3 separate regions of the Homo sapiens genome follow, and regions 1 and 2 are each linked to region 3. The links are chromatin contacts, found by Hi-C in ENCODE. All regions are on one chromosome and are shown on one strand. Each heading gives the region's core, a stretch centred on a gene start or an enhancer-like site at or near the end of the contact. The rest is flanking DNA. Distances are from core to core; before and after follow the strand shown.

Region 1 (2,700 bases), core at 126-2,625, 410 kb before region 3:
TGGAGACAGTGTCTCACTGTGTCACCCAGGTTGGAGTGCTGTGGCATGATCACAGCTCCCTGCAACCTCCACCTCCCAGCCTCAAGTGATCCTCCTACCTCAGCCTCCTGAGTAGCTGGGACTGCAGGTGTGCATCACAACGTCTAATTTTTGTTTTTTTCTGGAAGAGACAGGGTTTCATCATGTTGCTCAGGCTGGTCTTGAACTCCTGGGCTGAAGCAGTCTGCCCACCTTGGCCTCGCAAAGTGCTGGGATTACAGGTGTGAGCCACTGTGCCCACCAGGAGCAAATATTTTTGCTTGGAGGACCTTGGAGGAGGAGGTGGTGTTTGAGCTGAGACATGACCTGTGCCTCAGAATCATTTTCTCAGGCTGAGCAGCGAGGAAGCCCTGGGGAGGAGGAGGCCCCATCAGCCTGCATGGAAGCCATGTGGGAGGGCTGGGGTTAATGGAGGGCACAGCCTGAGCTGACCAGCAGCCGAGGGGGCCAGGAGGCCAGTCCAACCACAAAAAATGAGATCTCCTCCTCAGCATCAGTACAATAACCTCTAGCCACCCAGGAAGGCCACCTTGGCCTCAGGGCCAGAGTCAGGGAGCCCAGCCAAAGCTATTCTAACTGGGGGAGTTGGCAGCCACCAGCTTTTGGCTCACTAAGGCCCACTGACCAGCTTCAGAGTGAGGATGTCAGCCTGGGTTCCCAGCAGGGACCTGCAGGCTAGATTCCATGGTCTCCATTCTGTCCATGCCTGATGTTGTTCATCTGCACAGCCATAATCACAAATGGTGATGAGGGCACATGAAGATTCTATTCCAGGCCCCAGGGCAAATACACAGAGAAGCCCACCTGAGCCCCTCCTTGCCCCAGAATGGGGACAGACTTCACTGTTCCTTGGCACTGAGACTTGTGAGAAGGCCAGACTCACATGCCAGCAAGGCCAAATGGCCACATAGGTAACAGACATGGGGAAAATGGGCTGGAGTCCCCATAGGGAGTGGTGGGGGCTACAGTAGCCTAAAGGGTGGAGCCCCATCCAAAGGAGTGGCTGACCTCAGCTCCAGCAGACACTGCCATGTGGGAATATAGATTATCAAGAGAAGCGGGACCACCGGGGTTTCTATGTGAGATATCTAAGTTTTTGAGTGTTGGCCATTTTAAAACACCGCGTGGGTGTGCTCTTTGAATGCAATGCAGTGCATGCTCTCTGAGTCTTGATTTCTACAATCCTGTCCACTGCCAAGGTCTTTGTCTCATTGGATCCTCACTCCTGTTTTAGGGATGAGAAGCCTCATATTAGAAGCCCAGTAAGTGGCAGAGCTAGGATTTAAATCCGGGTCAGTTTTCCACCCAAACCAGCTCTCCCACCGTGCTGGCTCCGGGACATGAAAGACAGAGCCGAGAGAGTGTGGGCTGTGCTACAGGAGTAGGGGGTTGCTGCAGTGGGGCCTGAGGTCTCCGCTTGCTGCCTACCCGAAATCCCAGGAACTTTTTGTTACTGCGAGGCTCTATCGCCACCTAGTGGTCACGACTCAGCATTCAGGTTAGAGCAACCAGCACCTAGAGGAATAACAAACCCTTCCTCCCTCAAGTCCCTTAAGACTTCAGGCTGAACACCTAAAGTCTCTGACCCTTAAGTCTTTTATTTGAAAAATGGAGGAAAAAGTGTGCCTCCTTCCTGGGGGTTGTTAGGATTAAATAAGAGAATGCAAGTTAACTGCTTAGCATAGGGTAGCACAATGCCTGGCCTCTACTAAGGGATTAACACGTATCCACCATTATTATTAAAAGCAAAAGAAAGCCAGGCATGGTGGCTCACGCCTGTAACTCCAGCATTCTTGGAAGCCAAGGCAGGAGGATCGCCTGAGCCCAGGAGTTTGAGAGTATCCTGGGCAACATATTCAGACTCCATCTATGCAAAAAATAAAAAATTACCCAAGCATAGTAGTGCACATGTATGGTCCTAGCTACTTGAGAGGCTGAGGCAGGAGGATCACTTGAACCCTGGAGGTCAAGGCTGCAGTGAGCTGTGATTGCACCACCGCACTGCAGCCTGGGTGAGAGAGCAAGACCCGATCTCAAAAAATAAATAAATGCAAAGGCAAAAAGGCCATGGGCCACTCTGGCCAATGCCTGTGGTTATGCCAGTTCCAGGCAGGATGCGTCCAGCCCCACCCTGACAACTCCAGAGCTCTCCACCTCCCACTTGGCACCAGTTCAGTCTGGCCCAGTAGATAATGAGGAAGACCCTCAGAGCCCCCTTCTCTCCCCTGAAATCCTTAAATATCTCTCCAGGAGACTAATCATTGGGGCTTGGGACCACTATATCATCATTTCTTTTAGTGTGAACCTTAGGTTGTTACTATTTTTTCCTTTTTTTTCCTCTACTTTTGTCACAGTAGAGCCATTTTCCCATTATTTTGTTTCAAAGGCTAAGATTTAATAATGATTTTTGTTTGTTTGTTTGTTTTTTTGAGACAGAGTCTCACTCTGTCACCCGGGCTGGAGTGCAGTAGCGCGATCTTGGCTCACTGCAACCTCCACCTCCTGGGTTCAGGTGATTCTCCTGCCTCAGCCTCCCGAGTAGCTGAGACTACAGGCACCCGCCACCACGCCCGGCTAATTTTTTGTATTTTTAGTAGAGATGGGGTTTCACTATGTTGGCCAGGCTGGTCTCGAACTCCTGACCTTGTGATCCGCCCGCCT
Region 2 (2,700 bases), core at 5-2,504, 470 kb before region 3:
AAACCGACCAGATCAGGCATTTCACACCAGGAGTAGAGGGGGATTTCCCAGGAAAGTAAAGGAGGGAAACAGAGTAGAAAGAACATGTTTTATGAAGACCTCAAGGTGGAAAGATCTTAAATTCAAGAAACCAAGAAGGCTGTGAGATGGAGCAAATAGGATGACAAAGAGGGTGATGTGTGCTGAAAGCTTGAGAAGGGATATGTAAGTTCTTGTAGGTATAGGGAGAGCTGACTCCAAGAGAAATGCAGGAATCCAGGAAGAATTTTAAGTGGCATGATCCAATTCTCATTTTAGAAATACTACCCTGGAGGAAGAAGAAGAGAATGAACAGCAAGAGGAACATTATCTTTCAATAAGCTATGTGTATTATTGGATGGAGATGTGTGTGTGTGTGTGTGTGTGTGTGTGTGTGTGTGTGTGTGTGTATCTATCTGTCTATATGTATGTGTATGTATATTTAAAATGTGTTGGCCACCAGTGTGCCGGGTACTGCTCTGAGAACTGTTCACAGAGACTCAAATTTAATCCTCAGAATCACATCAAGGTGGTGATCATTATAAGCTTTGTTTTACAGGTGACTAAATGTAAGCTCAAAGAGGTTAAGTACTTCACCCAGGGTCACACAGCTCTTAGATAGTAGAGCCAGGATGTGAGCCTCAGCTGCCTGACCCCTGAGCTGCCCCCACATCACTCCAGGACTCTAGTGGAAATTCTGGCCTGGAGCAGAGTCTCTGGGAAGGTGGCTTCCCTCCCTCTCCATTAACATCAGCTGGTTTGAGTTCTTTGTGGGGCATCAGTCAGCACCCCAAAGCTCCAAACAGGAATGGGGAACACCCATTCACAGAGATCTGTGTGGAGTTTCATGCAAGGCAGATGTGTCCTTGTGTGTTTGCACTGGGGCTGAAACAGAGCATTTAAATGCAGGCCAAATGCAAAGGGTGACCTGCCAGAAACACTCCGGCAGTTCTAAGGCTGGTGGGGCAAGAGGGCAGTCTCCTGAAAGGGTCCCTCTGGGAGCCTGGACTGTAGGCTACAGACAACTTTGGAGTTCAGAGTTTTCATGAAGGGCCTGCTACAAAGAGAGCTCTCCCCACCACTGCATCTGCATTTCTGATGTGAAAGCTTTGATTCTGAGTCTTCTGAGCTGTGCTGCCAGGTCGCCGGGGACATTCTGCACTGAAAGCAACTTGTGCTTGGCTCCATCATGCCAAACGCAGCTCTCCCTGAGGAGTTCAGGGGTTTTCATCACACAGATGACGTTTCCTGAGCATCTGCTGTTGCCAGGCAGAGTGCGAGAATGCTGTGGTGAGCCAAGCAGACATGATTCTGCCCACATTAATCACAGAATCACACGAAAGATGTCACCATGGGGGTCAAATGCTGTGATGAAAAGACAGCCAATGCTTTGGCTGTCTTATATAACTTTAGGCCAAAAGCACTTAATAGACATTTACAGAGATTCTACCCAACAACTACAGAATATACATTCTTTTCACCAGCACATGGAACATTCTGTAATATCACCAGCACATGGAACACCTGTAATATCATTGGTAGGTGTGGGAACTGATATTGAAAAACTAATGCTGGAGCTGAGATCCATGCATCTGTAGGAGTTAACCTGGCAAGGAGGGAGGAGAGACACTAGTGTGTACAAACACCTGCCCCCCACCAGAGGGGATGGGGCATTTTAGGAAGGTTAAGGCCAGTGGAGTTGGAACCAGAGGTCAAGGGAAAGTCTGATAAAAGATGAACCAAAGACAGGAGGCAGGGCTCTAACAGTTAATTTCCTGTCTCAACTGGGTAGGCTGTGGTGCTCGGTTGTTTGGTCACATACTTGGTCTAGATGTTGCTGTGAAGGTATTTTGTAAATGCAATTAATATCTACAGTCAGTTGACTTTTTAAACAATATATTTAGGAGGTACAAGTACAGGTTTCTTACATGCATATATTGTGTTGTGGTAAAGTCTGGGCTTTTAGTGTACCCATCACCCAAATACTGAACATTGTGCCCAATAGGTAGTTTTTCAGCCCTCAGCACCCTCCTACCTTTTGTAGTCTCCAGTGTCCATTATTCTACTCGGTATGTCCATGTGTACCCATTGTCATGCTCCCACTCATAAGCAAGAACATATAGTATTTGACTTTCTGTTTCTGAGTCATTTCACTGAGGATAATGGCCTCCAGTTCCATCCACATTGCTGCAAAAGACAGGATTTCATTCTTATTTATGGCTGAGTAGTATTCAATGTATATAGATATTCCACATTTTCTTTTTTTTTTTTAATTTTTTTTTATTTTAAGTTCCAGGATAGATGTGTGAATGTACAGGTTTGTTATGTAGGTATACATGTGCCATGGTGGTTTGCTGCACCTATCAACCCATCATCTAGGTTTTAAGCCCTAGATGCATTAGGTATTTGTCCTAATGCTCTCCCTTCCCTTGCATCCCAACCCTTGACAGGCCATGGTGTGTGTTGTTCCCCTCCTTGTGTCCATGAATATACACCACATTTTCTTTATCCAATCCTCTGTTGATGGACATTGAGGTTGATTCCGTATCTTTGCTATCGTGAATAGTGCTGTGATAGACATACAAGTGCAGGTGTCTTTTGGATGTAATTATTTATTTCTCTTTGGGTGTTTACCCAGTAGTGGTGTTGCTGGATCAAATGGTAGTTCTATTTTTAGTTCTT
Region 3 (2,700 bases), core at 153-2,652:
CTGCACCTCTCCTGATTAATACAGAGATGCTGCTTGGGGGCAGAAGCCAGCTTGTGTTCACTTTCTCCATCTTCATTGCAGCATTCTACGTAATAGATGTTTCCTAAATGTTCACTGGTTGACTAATAGCTAGTGGGGCAGATTCCTTCTGGCCAAAGGCTCTAGCCTGAGAACAAAATCTATATGTATGTGGCCGAGATAAGACCAAGATAAGGGATTGTTGAGGGAGTGGCCTGGGAATGGAAACAGCCAGAGAGCTGACTGAGAACCGAAGATTCCCAGCCACCTGGGAGGGGCCTGTTCCTGATCTGTGGTGTGTCCTCTCTAAGGCTCAATTTTCACACTGTTTCACAGAGTGGCTGGGAAGTTCAAATAACAGCAATTAATTTGGATAGAAGCGTTTTATGAATGCATGAGTGTAAGGACATCCCTTTTACTGCCCCTGGAATTGGGCTCAGTTCAGGGACACTGATCATCTCTGGAAGAGTGGCTACTGGGTAGACTGTCCCTAAGAGGGTATAGGCTTTGCTTCTTCTGTCCTCTCTTCCCTGGAGCCTTCTAGAAGAGCAAGTCCCCAGGGCTTTACGCAGCTCTTGAAGTGGGAGGATGGGGTGGGTGGAGCTCCTTACTCTTGAACAGGTCAAGCTTCAGGCTGGGATCACACTTCAGCTCTCACTGAAGGCTGAGAATAAGAAAAGTTAGTTGCCAATCAGTAGACATCCCCTTGAGGGAGGCTGAGTGTTTACAACAGCAACCCTGCCAGATGGCAGTATCATCTCCACTACACAGGGGAGGAAACCCAGGCTTCGGAGGTTAGATAAGAAGCCCAGGCTTAGCTAGAAAGGTGTGGTTGGGAGTGAAAGTGAAGGATTTTTTTTGTTTGTTTTGCTTTTTTTTTTAATCTAAAGACGATAACCCCCAAATTCCACAATTTTCCTTTAATAATAGCTTACCATTTAATATGCATTTGTTAAATGCTGGGCCCTTGCCAAGGACTTTACATATATTGTTTTTATTAGGCTTTCCAAATAATCCCATACAGCAGTTATTTTTATCCCTATTTTACAAATGGGAAAGGTGAGGCTCAGGAAGTCCAGGTGGAAATGTACTCAGTGGGCAAATGGTGGAGGCAGGCTCGCAGTCCAGTCTGGCTGGTCCCAGGACTGGTCTTCTTTGGAATCTTTTTCCTGGAACCGATTCCACGGGCCTCTTTCAGGAGTCCAGGGCTCTCCTCGCAGTCTCTGGCTGCTCGGCGACTTCCCTAAATCCCTTTGAGGCGCCGGGCCCACCTCCAAGCAGATTTCATGGGAAAGGCTGCCACCTCGTGGCCAGATGGCAAACCCAACATTTGCCGGGAGGAGGCGAGGGCTGGTGAGGGAGGGGCTTTGTGGAGCAGCTGGTGCAGCCTTGCTTTCCGAGGGCGGCGTGCAGCCACAGTGCCCGCTGCGGGTGCTGGGGAATGGCGCCTTACAGGCTGCCCACCTGCCTCCTCAGGGTGGAAGGCGGGGCTTGGGTGTGAGCGTGCTGAATCAGAACTTTCCTGGAAAGTCGCCACTTGGTGTGGTCAGAGGATCACTGAAGTAAGTAAGTAATCAGAATATCCCTTCTCCCTAATTGTTTCACCTGGCTGGTCGTGGAGGAGGGAGAGGCGAAGGAGAAGGAATGGTGCATGCACTGGAGAGAGGATCCTTGGCCGGGATCTGTTCTCGGTGTTCCACCCCGTATAGACCCTGTCCCCAACTCTGGGCAAGTTACAGAACCTCGTCCTCATTTCCCAAATCTGAGCCGGTTTGAGGAGCGCTCCCTCTGTTCTGACCGCCCCAGCCTTCCTTCAAGCCCTCATCCAGACTGTTGCAGATTCTCCCGGGCTCTGGGCCTTCTGCCACTCTTCTCTCTCCACTTTGCAAACCCAAAGATTCCCTAATCGTGTTTCTCCCTATGTACAAGAGTCACACTGATGTCCCTCATGACCTGGCAGGAGAATACCCAGCTTCTTAGCCTGACTGTTATTCCTGCCTCCTTCCCTCCAACAAACCTCATCTCTGGCTGTGCCCTTCCCGCTGAGCTCCAATCCCCTGCTCCTCATTTCGGGCTGCAGGTGAAACTCACCTACCCACGATCAGACCTTTCTTCCAGAGGTCCTGATCTAATTGGCCTGGGACCCGTGTCTAGCGCGCTCGCCGGTGGTTCTAATCCTTAGCACCTGCCCCGGCCTCTCTGAACTTCTCACCTGTCTCTTTGCATATTTCTTCTCCTTCCTGCTACCCCCTCCTGCCTTGTCTGTCTTGCATTCTCTTACTTGCCAGTGCCCAGCTCAAATGCTTGTGGAGGCTGGGCACGGTGGCTCATGTCTGTAATCCCAGCACTTTGGGAGGCTGAGGCAGGTGGATCACCTGAGGTCAAGAGTTCGAGACCAGCCTGGCCAGCATGGTGAAACCCCATCTCTACTAAAAATACAAAAATTAGCCGGGCGTGGTGGTGGGCATCTGTAATCTTAGCTACTTGTGAGGCTGAGGCAGGAGAATCACTTGAACCTGGGAGGTGGAGGTTGCAGTGAGCCGAGATTGCACCATCGCACTCCAGCCTGGGCAACAGAGCAAGACTCTGTCTCAAAAAAAAAAAAAAAAAAAAAAACAACAAAACTTGTGGAGAGAACTCATACTCCTGTCCTCTGGACATCATGTGTTTGCTCATCACTTG

The links. Hi-C counts contacts between places; a loop is a spot of excess contacts on that map. Pooled maps may share reads with other maps.
Region 1: a map of naive thymus-derived CD4-positive, alpha-beta T cell shows a loop between it and region 3 (24-fold over the local background). The contact joins two enhancer-like sites. A Hi-C loop is called at or near these places in 14 of 168 maps with a recorded cell type or tissue (A673, CD4-positive, alpha-beta memory T cell, GM12878 and 10 more), 35 of 37 single-sample maps with no recorded cell type and 23 of 50 pooled maps.
Region 2: a loop to region 3 is called in a pooled map, with 2.8 times the contacts of the local background. The contact joins two enhancer-like sites. A Hi-C loop is called at or near these places in 8 of 37 single-sample maps with no recorded cell type and 7 of 50 pooled maps.

The regions. Positions count from the first base shown.
Region 1 is chr5:168,678,451-168,681,150 of GRCh38, reverse strand. The region is part of intron 32 of SLIT3 (slit guidance ligand 3); the gene reads left to right. Among named protein-coding and RNA genes, the nearest start is that of SLIT3-AS2, 27 kb to the left of the region's middle. Within about 2 kb of position 1,375, at least 2 of the 41 ENCODE cell types and tissues checked have a DNase peak (open chromatin) inside an H3K27ac peak, as active enhancers do.
Region 2 is chr5:168,733,390-168,736,089 of GRCh38, reverse strand. All of the region lies in intron 20 of SLIT3 (slit guidance ligand 3), which reads left to right. Among named protein-coding and RNA genes, the nearest start is that of SLIT3-AS2, 28 kb to the right of the region's middle. Within about 2 kb of position 1,254, at least 5 of the 41 ENCODE cell types and tissues checked have a DNase peak (open chromatin) inside an H3K27ac peak, as active enhancers do.
Region 3 is chr5:168,268,158-168,270,857 of GRCh38, reverse strand. No RefSeq gene overlaps it. Among named protein-coding and RNA genes, the nearest start is that of WWC1, 22 kb to the left of the region's middle. Within about 2 kb of position 1,402, at least 5 of the 41 ENCODE cell types and tissues checked have a DNase peak (open chromatin) inside an H3K27ac peak, as active enhancers do.